Regions from separate parts of the Homo sapiens genome. Here region 1 is linked to region 2. A link is a contact called in ENCODE Hi-C or POLR2A ChIA-PET data. All regions are on one chromosome and are shown on one strand. Each heading gives the region's core, a stretch centred on a gene start or an enhancer-like site at or near the end of the contact. The rest is flanking DNA. Distances are from core to core; before and after follow the strand shown.

The links. A loop is a pair of places that touch in the nucleus more often than their neighbours do. ChIA-PET counts read pairs that join two places held with the same protein, here RNA polymerase II (POLR2A). Pooled maps may share reads with other maps.
Region 1: a loop to region 2 is called in a pooled map, with 2.3 times the contacts of the local background. The contact joins two enhancer-like sites. A Hi-C loop is called at or near these places in 1 of 50 pooled maps. POLR2A ChIA-PET finds 5 or more read pairs at or near these places in 2 of 52 experiments (SK-N-SH and WTC11).

The regions. Positions count from the first base shown.
Region 1 is chr1:229,055,808-229,060,489 of GRCh38, forward strand. No RefSeq gene overlaps it. Among named protein-coding and RNA genes, the nearest start is that of LINC02815, 97 kb to the right of the region's middle. RefSeq lists enhancers at 3,035-3,535, 4,163-4,662. Within about 2 kb of position 2,649, at least 16 of the 41 ENCODE cell types and tissues checked have a DNase peak (open chromatin) inside an H3K27ac peak, as active enhancers do.
Region 2 is chr1:228,899,706-228,904,620 of GRCh38, forward strand. No RefSeq gene overlaps it. Among named protein-coding and RNA genes, the nearest start is that of RHOU, 170 kb to the left of the region's middle. RefSeq lists an enhancer at 1-538 and a silencer at 3,377-3,671. Within about 2 kb of position 3,611, at least 16 of the 41 ENCODE cell types and tissues checked have a DNase peak (open chromatin) inside an H3K27ac peak, as active enhancers do.

The sequences.
Region 1 (4,682 bases), core at 1,399-3,898, 160 kb after region 2:
AGCAGAGGCTGTTTTTCTAGATATCACAGTGATATTCTCATGTAATCTGATGATAACTGAAATGAGTGACTGAAGCAAAAGTCTCAGTCAATCAAGGTTTATTAAGCCAGCTGGAGGGAGCATCCAGGGAAAACACTGACACATCTGTGGCTGTTTTTTTCTAAAAAGGTTTTCAGAAGGTTTAGTCTTTGTACATTTCCTTAAAGGGGGGAAGGCAGGTAGGAAGACAGGCAGGTAGGCAGTAAGGTAAATGGTCACATTCTTGTAAGACTTTAATTAGTGCTCACTAAATCTATATTTTACATAAGATAAAGGGAATGTTTGAAGAGAAAAAAGGGAGTAAATGAAGAACTGATTATGCAGACTTCTCTGGGTAGGTGGAGGAATGACTGGTCTCATCTTGTCTATGTTCTGCACCTGGGAAGATAAGCTTGTAACTCACATTATCAATACAGAATGAACTGACTAGTTTTTGGCGCTAGCCTTAGACTGTAGATCCAAAGTTACAATTGACATGTGCTTATTTATAGGAGGCTAGCAAAGAATTTACTTATGAATGGTCTGTGGGGTAGTCCTTTGTAGATGTCTGAGGACTTTTACCTTCCAGAGGGGAACCACATAATGCTGGTAACAGCTCTTCATTTGGAAGGGAGTGTTATGTGACTCCGTCTCCAGGCTTAACCTTCCCTTTTGCATAAGGACTTCGGGGGTCCTGAGAGTTTTTTATTTTCCTTTACACCAAATTATACCAACAAACACAAGGGCTGACGAAAGAGGATTCAGCTGCATAGTGGGTTCCAGAGCCAACTATTAAGAGATAAAAGGACATTAGGTTAAATAAAAATTCAAATCAAAAAGTGAGGTCTCAAGGCTTTTGGTTTTGGGTTGTTTTTTGTTTTGTTTTGTTTTGTTTTGTTTTGTTTAGGGGACAAAAGAATCTTGTGAAAGTGTTCTAAGCAAGGAGTTAGGAGACCTCAAGTCTAAGATGAGCCAGGGGCATCAAGTAAGCTGGTAACAGCACCTTGCCTTATAGGCCAGCAGGCCTTGGTCTTACGTTATGGGTCACATAGCCTTAGTGTTATGGGTCACAGAACGCCCTAAGAGTAACCTGATGAAAATGATGGGCCAGGCAACTGAGGAAGCTGCACATCAGCACCCACTGAGTTGTTGCAAACTATTTTTTAATTGCATTGGAAATGTGTTCAGTCATATAGGCAGAATGTAAAATCAACCTAGAGAACGTAACAGGATATTACACGAGGACTTTTCCGGTTGTGTTAGGATCTTTGCTGAAAAGAACTCTTAACAAGCACCTGCACATTCTAAAGGAACATATTTGAAATAATTGCTAAATGGTGCTAAAAGGTGGCCAAATACTAGTTCTTTGAATTTTAACCAATCACACACCTCTAGGCTACATAATGGAAAAATGAACTCATTAAAGGGATGCGAAGATGCCTTTAAGGAAAGCTGGAGTGTCGGTTGGGTATATTACTACTGCCTCTGGGAGGAAGCCACCCTCCTCTCCACCCCTACCAAGCCTAATAACCAGTCCCAGAACAGGGGAGTCAAGGCTGCCCTCTCACCTGTGGATGTAGTTCAGGGGTCAAACCAGGAGAGGAAATGGAAGTGAGAATCAAGGGCATCCAAGTGAAACAGAGAAAGGAAAAACCACTCGATGGATCCCTGAGAGTGCTGGTCCAGCCTCCGTCCTCACCTGCTGGAATCCCACCTGCCTTTCGAGGCCCAGCTCCATCTGCCATTCTGGAAGCCTCCCACAGCTGCCAACTTCAACGGTGATCTCTTGACCCCCTTACAGCACACTTGGCCATTATGGGCCCTCGGATGCTGCCCAGGTATCATGGCAGCAGCACTCCCTGGGTCATAAGTGGCCTCTGCCACATGCATCTTTCACTCCATCCCCAGCCCCAGAGAAGACAAGCATCTCACCTCTTCCCCCTCAGCACCTTGCCAGAGGTGCTCAGAAAACAATTCATGAGTGATTACACAGCTAGTTAGGTACAATTCTGCAGGCCATTTGTCTAAACTCAGTCCCAGGCTGTTGAAGTTACTCCAACCTGGATACTGGATACCCCTAATTCTCCTAAAGTTTCCAGCTGGGTCCTGAAAGCTACAAGATACCTATCTTTCTCAAACATATTGTCCCCAGGCTGGGTCACCCAGTGGAAAGGCCAAAAACATGCTTAGGGCAATAGCAAGATAGGGAGCCCAACACTTTTTTTATGTGATGATTTACATAGGCATCATGAGAAAAACGCCTTCTTAAACATATGGCTTAGTGTCGGATCTGCTTTTAGTCGCACATGGGTGACCGAGGTGGGATGTGCCAGGTCTTTTCATGCTTGGGGCTCCTACTCTGCTGGCACCGACCCACGCCGTCTAAGATTGTGGCTTTTAAAGGTTCTGTGGCTTTTAAAGCACTTCCTGTGCAGGTCTGCTCCGCAGCTCCAGGCGCTACACCTTCTCAACCCACAGGTCAGGGAATAGAGGCCCAGAGAGGGTCAGGGATCCTAGTCCGGGGTTGGTGAGCCCCCTGGGTAGGGGATTTATTCAAGGGCTGGGGCAGATGCTGTGGATGAGGCTTCCCCACTCCCTGCTGTGCAAGGAGATCCTGTTGTTGGCATTGCCAGCACACCGCCAGCACTTGATCCTCTGGCTCAGAGCCCATTTACCTGAGCAACTTGCCGCAGTGCTCTGAGGTTCCATTTCCTCCATTACAAAACATAGCTAATAGTATCATATCTCTCTGGCCTAATACCAGAACTTTAATTAGGCTTAAATGAAACATAGGAGAAAACAACTCAACCAGGACCTAGCATGCTCCTTCAGGTTTTTGTTAAGGTTGGGGCCCTGGGGGACAGGAGGCCCCATCCTGGAGCAGGAACAGGAAAGTGTGACCGACTCTCCTTGACACCCTGAGTGGCAGATCCAGAGCGCTGTCACCAGGAACAAGGGGAAGCTCACCAGCGGGAGCCTCCCAGCCCTCCGCTGCAGTGTCTTCCGGGCTGCTAATGGGTTTCACGTGTGCAGAGGCCAATGCCTCAGTCCTGGGGATGGGGTCTGGGACAGCTCCTGTGGCTGTCTCCTCAGCCGTGAGCAGCCGCATCCTTTTACAAATAATGAATGCCGTTTTCCATAGCTGCCACGATGCAAGAAAAACTGAAAAAACAACCCGGGTGAGAGGACAGTCTGTGCTGCTGGGCAGAGGCCAAAACCTGAAAACAAAGCAGAAACTCAGACCACAGGTTGGCATTCTGTGAGATTCAGAGGACCTGGGTTGAGGAAGGAGTGTCTCCATGGTCACAGCACAAACGTCACTTAGGAAAATTTACACTCCTCTTCCCACCCAGGGGCCTCATTAAACCACCCACCGAGACATCCCCAAAATATGATTTGAAATGAGCAAAGGATAGTTTCTTATTTTTACGCACATTGTTATAAATGTAGCATCTTTTTTTAAAATGTGCTGTTTTATTGCTGTGTTACAGGGATTTGCAAACTTTTCCTGTAAAGGACCTGATTGTAAGTATTTTAGACCTTTGCGATCACACATACAGCCTCTGTTTCAACTACTCCGCTCTGCCGCTACAATGCGAAAGAAGTCTTAGGCAATAGAAAGGGCATAGAAGCGTTCCAACAATACCTCATTTACGAAAACAGGTAGGGGGACAGATTTATCCCACTGGCCAGTTTGTCACCCTCATGCTCTGTGATATGCCTTCTAAATAAAACCATTGTGTTTGTGCTGCAAATACAATTATAGGACAATTTCTCTTTCAACCAAACTCCTGCCTTCAAGCCCCTTCTATGTAAAAACCCTGGAACCACCCTTGGTCCTGCAGAACATTCCCGATACCAGCTGAGGTTTCTGTGCACCAACTCAGGCGGCCTCCCTGGCCAGAGACAGGAGGAGCCAGGAATTCTGAGTTAGTCCTGAAGACAGCCAGAGATCAGAGAGGTCAGTGCTCTTGGCTATTCACATAGGAAGTTGGTTTTCTGTTCTTTTCCAGAGAACTGCACAGATAATACACAGATCGATGCCAAGTAAAACAAGAAGGAAAAGCTGGCTCTGTCCAGGAAAGAGCTGACAACAAACGTGTCCTGACTGGGAAACGCTTTCTGCTGCTTCCTCCCTGCTGCCCGGCAGTGAGGGGAGAGGTGGGACTGGGGCCATCGGGCCCTCACGTGCCGGGCAGGGCTGCTGTGCTCAGCAGAGGATGTCTGTACAATCTCATTTCCTTGAGATTTTCAAGAAAAGGTGAGGTTTTCACTGCTTAGAATGAGGGATAGAGACAAGATTTCTTGAAGAACAGGAAGGGCAAGACTTCTTACAGTTTTTCCCAGTGCTACTATGATAATCATCATGGCCTGATGAAGGTTAGAGTTCTAATTTATTAATAGTTTCCTAAGTGCCAGGCACTGGACTAAATGTATAATCTCCACTTTACAGAGACAGAAGCAAAGATTTGAGATAGCCTGTCTAAAATCTCACTGTAAGTGGAAGAGCTGGAGTTTGAACCCAGATAAACAGAATGCACAGGATGTGTGTGTGTCTGTGTGTTTGTGTGTGTGTGTATGTGTATGTGTGTGTGCTATGTTTGTGTGTTTCTGTGTATGTGTTTGTGTGTATGTGTATATGTGTGTGCATGTGTGTGTGTGTG
Region 2 (4,915 bases), core at 2,361-4,860:
AGGCCTCACAGATCTCTGGGAGAGGCTGGCTGGGCAGAGGAGGAGAGGAAGGGCAAGTGCCAAGGCCCTGAGACAGGAGTTTGGGGGCGAGTGCGAGTGGCTTGCAGAGGTCAAGAAGAAGCTTCCAGATGTTCACCGATGGAGCCCGACAAATGAGGGTGAGAAGGCACAGCCCCCACAAGCCCATCAACTTAGTGGGCTCGGAAGTCATTTTGTGGTCCATCTGTCCCCATAGGGTGAACCAGTCTGGGATCCTCCATCACCCAGAACACAGGCAGATTCAGGGGTGAGAGGGAAAGAATGTGCTTTTTGTGCAAGACTTGGAAAATATGGAAGAGAGAAAACAAGGAACTGAGGGTCTTCAGGTGCACGGGCTCACTCTCCTCAGCTTCAGCCAGAGGGACAGGCAGAGGAGTCATTATCCAGCACCGCTGGCCACCAGCCCGACCGTGAGCCCATCTTCTTTCTGCTTTCAAAGCAGCTGCATCATGTGGCTTCTCCCCGACCTCCCGAGCTGTTGTTAAGTACAACTCTTCATGTGATCTCAAAGAGATGCAGTCATTGCTCCACGGTGTCATCGAAAATACTCCAGGGCAGCGTAGGTGGGTGGGGCGGACTCATTTACACAAAGACCCGAGGCCTCTGGGGGGCCATCCTCTGGCCAGCTCTCCTGTGTCTGATGGGGCTGAGTCTGGGCGTGGGGTGGGGATTTGCCTTGGCCTAGGGCTTTTACGGGGTGAAAAACCCTCTGCTTTTACTTAGGGTTGGTGAGATCATTATCTAACAGCATGGCCATGGGAGAGAGCCTTTTCCAGCTTCCTGAAGTGATAAAAGACCACTCTCCTGATGAGAAACGAGCTGGAATGAGAGTGCTGCTTGGCTCTCACTACAAACTACAGTTCCAGTCAGCATATAATGAGCTACACAAATGTATTTGGGACTAGAAGTGAGCGCAGAAAGCAAGCATTCTGGCAGCCTAGGATGTGAGTTGTTTTGACTTTTAAAAAATCATCTTTGAGGTTGAAAATACAAGTGTTTTTTTTCCTCCTTAACATAAATATGTGCTCATTCTAAAGAACCCCAGGCATCCAGGCAGCACATACCGTTTCCCGAAATGCACCAAGAGGCTGCTGCAAGTGGATACGAACATTTTGCTCCTAACACAGTCCTCCCTCACATTTCTCTCTGGAAAAAAACCAAAAAACCAAAACCAGCTGCTGGTAGAAGCTACTTCTTAAAAGGACACAAGGCAGGTTCAAAAAGAATCATGGATTTTTTTTTCTACCCCAGTCTCCCACCCAGCCACAAAGAACAAACAATAAAACCCAACCGAAAAACAGGGTTGAGAGACGTTTGCTTTGACTTTCTGTATGCTTTCTGGCATTAAGCACTCACTTGCGGGCTGACAGTTTGCAGCATTTATAAAGCATCTTAGCTTTCTCATGGGACTGGTATGAGATCTTGCCACCCACCCATGGAAGCTGTAGCCCTCTTCACTGCTGCGGCCACCAGGGTGTGGGTGGAGGGTCGGCCCCACCACACAACTGTAACTAGGCCCACAGGTTGGGTGTGGAGAGCTGTGCATTAGAAGGGATGGGTCCATCTGGGGCCTCTGCAGGTGGCAGGAAGAGACTGTAACGTCACCCATTAGTAGCCCTAATAACATTATGAGGCTTAGTCCACTGAATCCAAAACTTTTCCTTGGTCCATGGACCCATGTCACACTTTAATGCAATCTTACAGAAAAATGCAAAAACCCAAACTGCTAGACCAAGTATTTCTATCTGCATCCCAGCTTTCTTACACTGTCATTGCAGGGAATACTTGGGAAGAAGAATGTTCTCAATGGGTGCGAGCTTGACTCAGCGTCAGCCCCTCCTAGGCTGCCACTCTTTTCTGTTCAGATCAAGTGATCAGTGCTCTGGCATATTGGCGGGGTCTGCAGTGATGTGGGTGGTCCTGTATATTGAGAGGCCTTTGGTAACCTCTCACTGGAGCAGGGTCAGCTGGTCCTGGAAACACACTTGACACGCTGGAACCTGCGGTTTGAGCTACCATGCCTCATGGGTCTTATTTGGTATTCAGAATATGTCCTGGAGAGCAGGGAACTTAGGAGTGTAACAGTGTCATTTGGCAGGGACCAGAGACTAAGCGTTATCTTCTAAGGTGAGCTCTTCCTCGGGGCCCCTTCCACACAGCCTCCAGGTGGCCACTCCCAGCTTGCTGAGTGTCTGCAGAGCCCCTGCTATTGATGTGTGTATTTAGATCTCTTAGTATCCTCCCACCTAAGTAAATGAGGGGTCTCAGCTTAGCCTACACTGTGCTTCCCTGCATGTACATGCATGCACACGCTCAACACAGCACATACACACACTCAATACCCAGCACACACATGCATATACACCCACAGGCTGAGTGGCCAGTGCTGATGGGGAGGAGTGCTGATAGAGAAAGATTTGGGGGCCAGTACCCTGGGCTGAGAGCTTACATGTGGCCCTGGGATTGTGGCCAGTGTCTTGGAGAAAGAGACTACAGGTAGCGTAAAGTGGGTTGTTTTCAGGAAGGTCTGTGTTACACTCTGAGAGTATGCCACGACTCTTTAAGGCTCAGATGAGAAAGAGTGACAGAGTTGGGAAAAGGGGCATCCTCCTCACTTTTGCACAGGACACAGTGCCACCCTGGGCTGGGAGACTAGAAGGGAAGTTTGTGTCATTCAGTGCCATGGGGGTTCTTCAGTTTCAGGAGATGTCCCCCACCCCCCGGCAGGGTGCTAACCATGGAGGGCAACCACTGATGCCTCCAGCAGCTTCTGGACAGAAGATCCTGTAAGGAGCCAGAGAAGAAGGAGAGGGGCCTGGTGCTGTGCATGTGTGAGGTTGTTCAGGCTCCTTCAATGGCCGGTGCTGTGACATCTACATGTCTCTCTCTGTGTGTCTGTCAACCTACCTATTGACTGTCTATCTACCTACCTATCCTATCATATCTATCTCTATCTTTCATCTATTTATCATCTATCTACCAATCTCATCTATGCATTTAAATATGTATGTATGTATGTATCTATCTATCTATCGATCGGTCGATCGATCATTTATTTTTTATCTTGATTACACCAGATAAGCTGAGGATTTTGCAGGTAAGCACGTGGAAGCTAAAGGCCAGCAAGACTTGGTTAGGAATATCAATGCGTCCTCTCTCACGGCTACCAACCAGCCAGTGAGGGATTTGCAGTGTGACAAAACAGGCCTAAGCCCTGACTGGCTGAGGGAGCCAGTGCCTTACAGGTTAGTCAACCAAATGGGGATAGTGGAAAAAACAATGCACAAAAGGTTTCTGAAAAGCAGAAATCAGGGTGCCCTGGAGTAGTCATGGCAGTAAATTAGCGGCAGTCAGTGGCATGGTGCCCACAGCTGGGCTTTTCCCGGCCTCTTTTTCACATGCCACAGGGGACCGTTTGCTACAAGGGAGCCTCAGTTGGCACCACTCCACTGTTTATATTTGGTCATTTATTCCCAATCCTCATGAGTCAACCAGAGAGCTCTGCCAGTGGTGATGATTCTGCCGCGCTGTTTTATCTGGAGCAGTGCCATGGACTCTGTGCTGATGTATAATCCCTGAAGGAAAACAGGAAAAGATAGCCGTACACAGGCAAAATATGTACATATTTCACTGGCGCAGCCACAAAGCCAGAATAAGTCAACTAGTTCAGCTGAAACAAAAGTCAACCCAAACACTGAACCACACAAGCCCAGGAAATTTTGTTTAAAAAAAGAAAGATATGAAGAAGGAGGAGGAAGATGCGACATGCTCTGGGGAGCCCTGTTTCAGACTCTGTTCTGGTGATCCTCACGCAGGTGAAATCACTTTCCACAGTGGGCTTGGGGGCTTCGGGTGCTAACTCTTCCCCACTGTCTCACTGACAATGGTGGGCGCCCTGGGCTGATTCCTCACTATCTATCCCAACACTCTCCTTTCCTTCACCCAGAGCCTGGAGAGCTAAACCCTATGTTTCCCAGGCCCAAGGCTCCAGATGTGATTAGTATCTGCCAAGCAAATTCCCTCCTGGAAGGGTTGATTTCAGAGCAGAGTTAAGCCAAACAAGAGGCGGGACACAAGACTTCCAGTTTTGCAGGTGTGGGACTGTTGCAGAAAGATCACTGTTCCATGCAGTGAGCAGCTACAGGAACAGTGCTTCGATTCCTTGGAGGCAGCTTTCCCTGCGCAGCTCTGCAGACTGCAGTGCTAGTCGCGGCTTCCTGATTCAGCAGGCAGCCTCCTCAGAGCAGCAGGAGCTGTGGGGACTGTGGGGACTGTGGTGACTTTGGTGACTTTGGCCACCAGTCCTGCAATGTGGCTTTGGATGTAATTCCTAGAAGCTTAGCCTCAAATCTGTTTCCTCTGCTCTCCCAATGATTCTGTAAACTATTTCACACCCTCAATATTTCTTCTCCGCTTAAACTAGCGAGAGTGTATTGTATTCTGTGCAACTCAATGCTGATGAATCAGAGTATAAAATGGTTTAGAGCGGGGTTTGGTGGCTCACACCTGTAATTTCAGCACTTTGGGAGGCCGAGGTGGGAGGATCACTTGAGCCCAGGAGTTTGAGAACAGCCTGGTCAGCACAGTGAAAACCCCATCTCTACAAAAAATTTAAAAATTACCCAGGCGTGGCGGTGCATGACTGTGGTCCCAACTACCAGGGAGGCTGAGGTGGGAGGATCACTTGAGCCCAGGAGGTTAAGGCTGCAGCAACTATGAATGGGCCACTGCACTCCAACCTCATGACAGAATGAGACCCTCCCTGCCCCTAAAAAATAAATAAACCAGATTGGCCATGCTCACTTCACAGTGAATAGGATGGCATGGAGGCCCAAGGCAATCTTGGTAAGTTGCTAAGTTGAAGCCTAATGTGAAT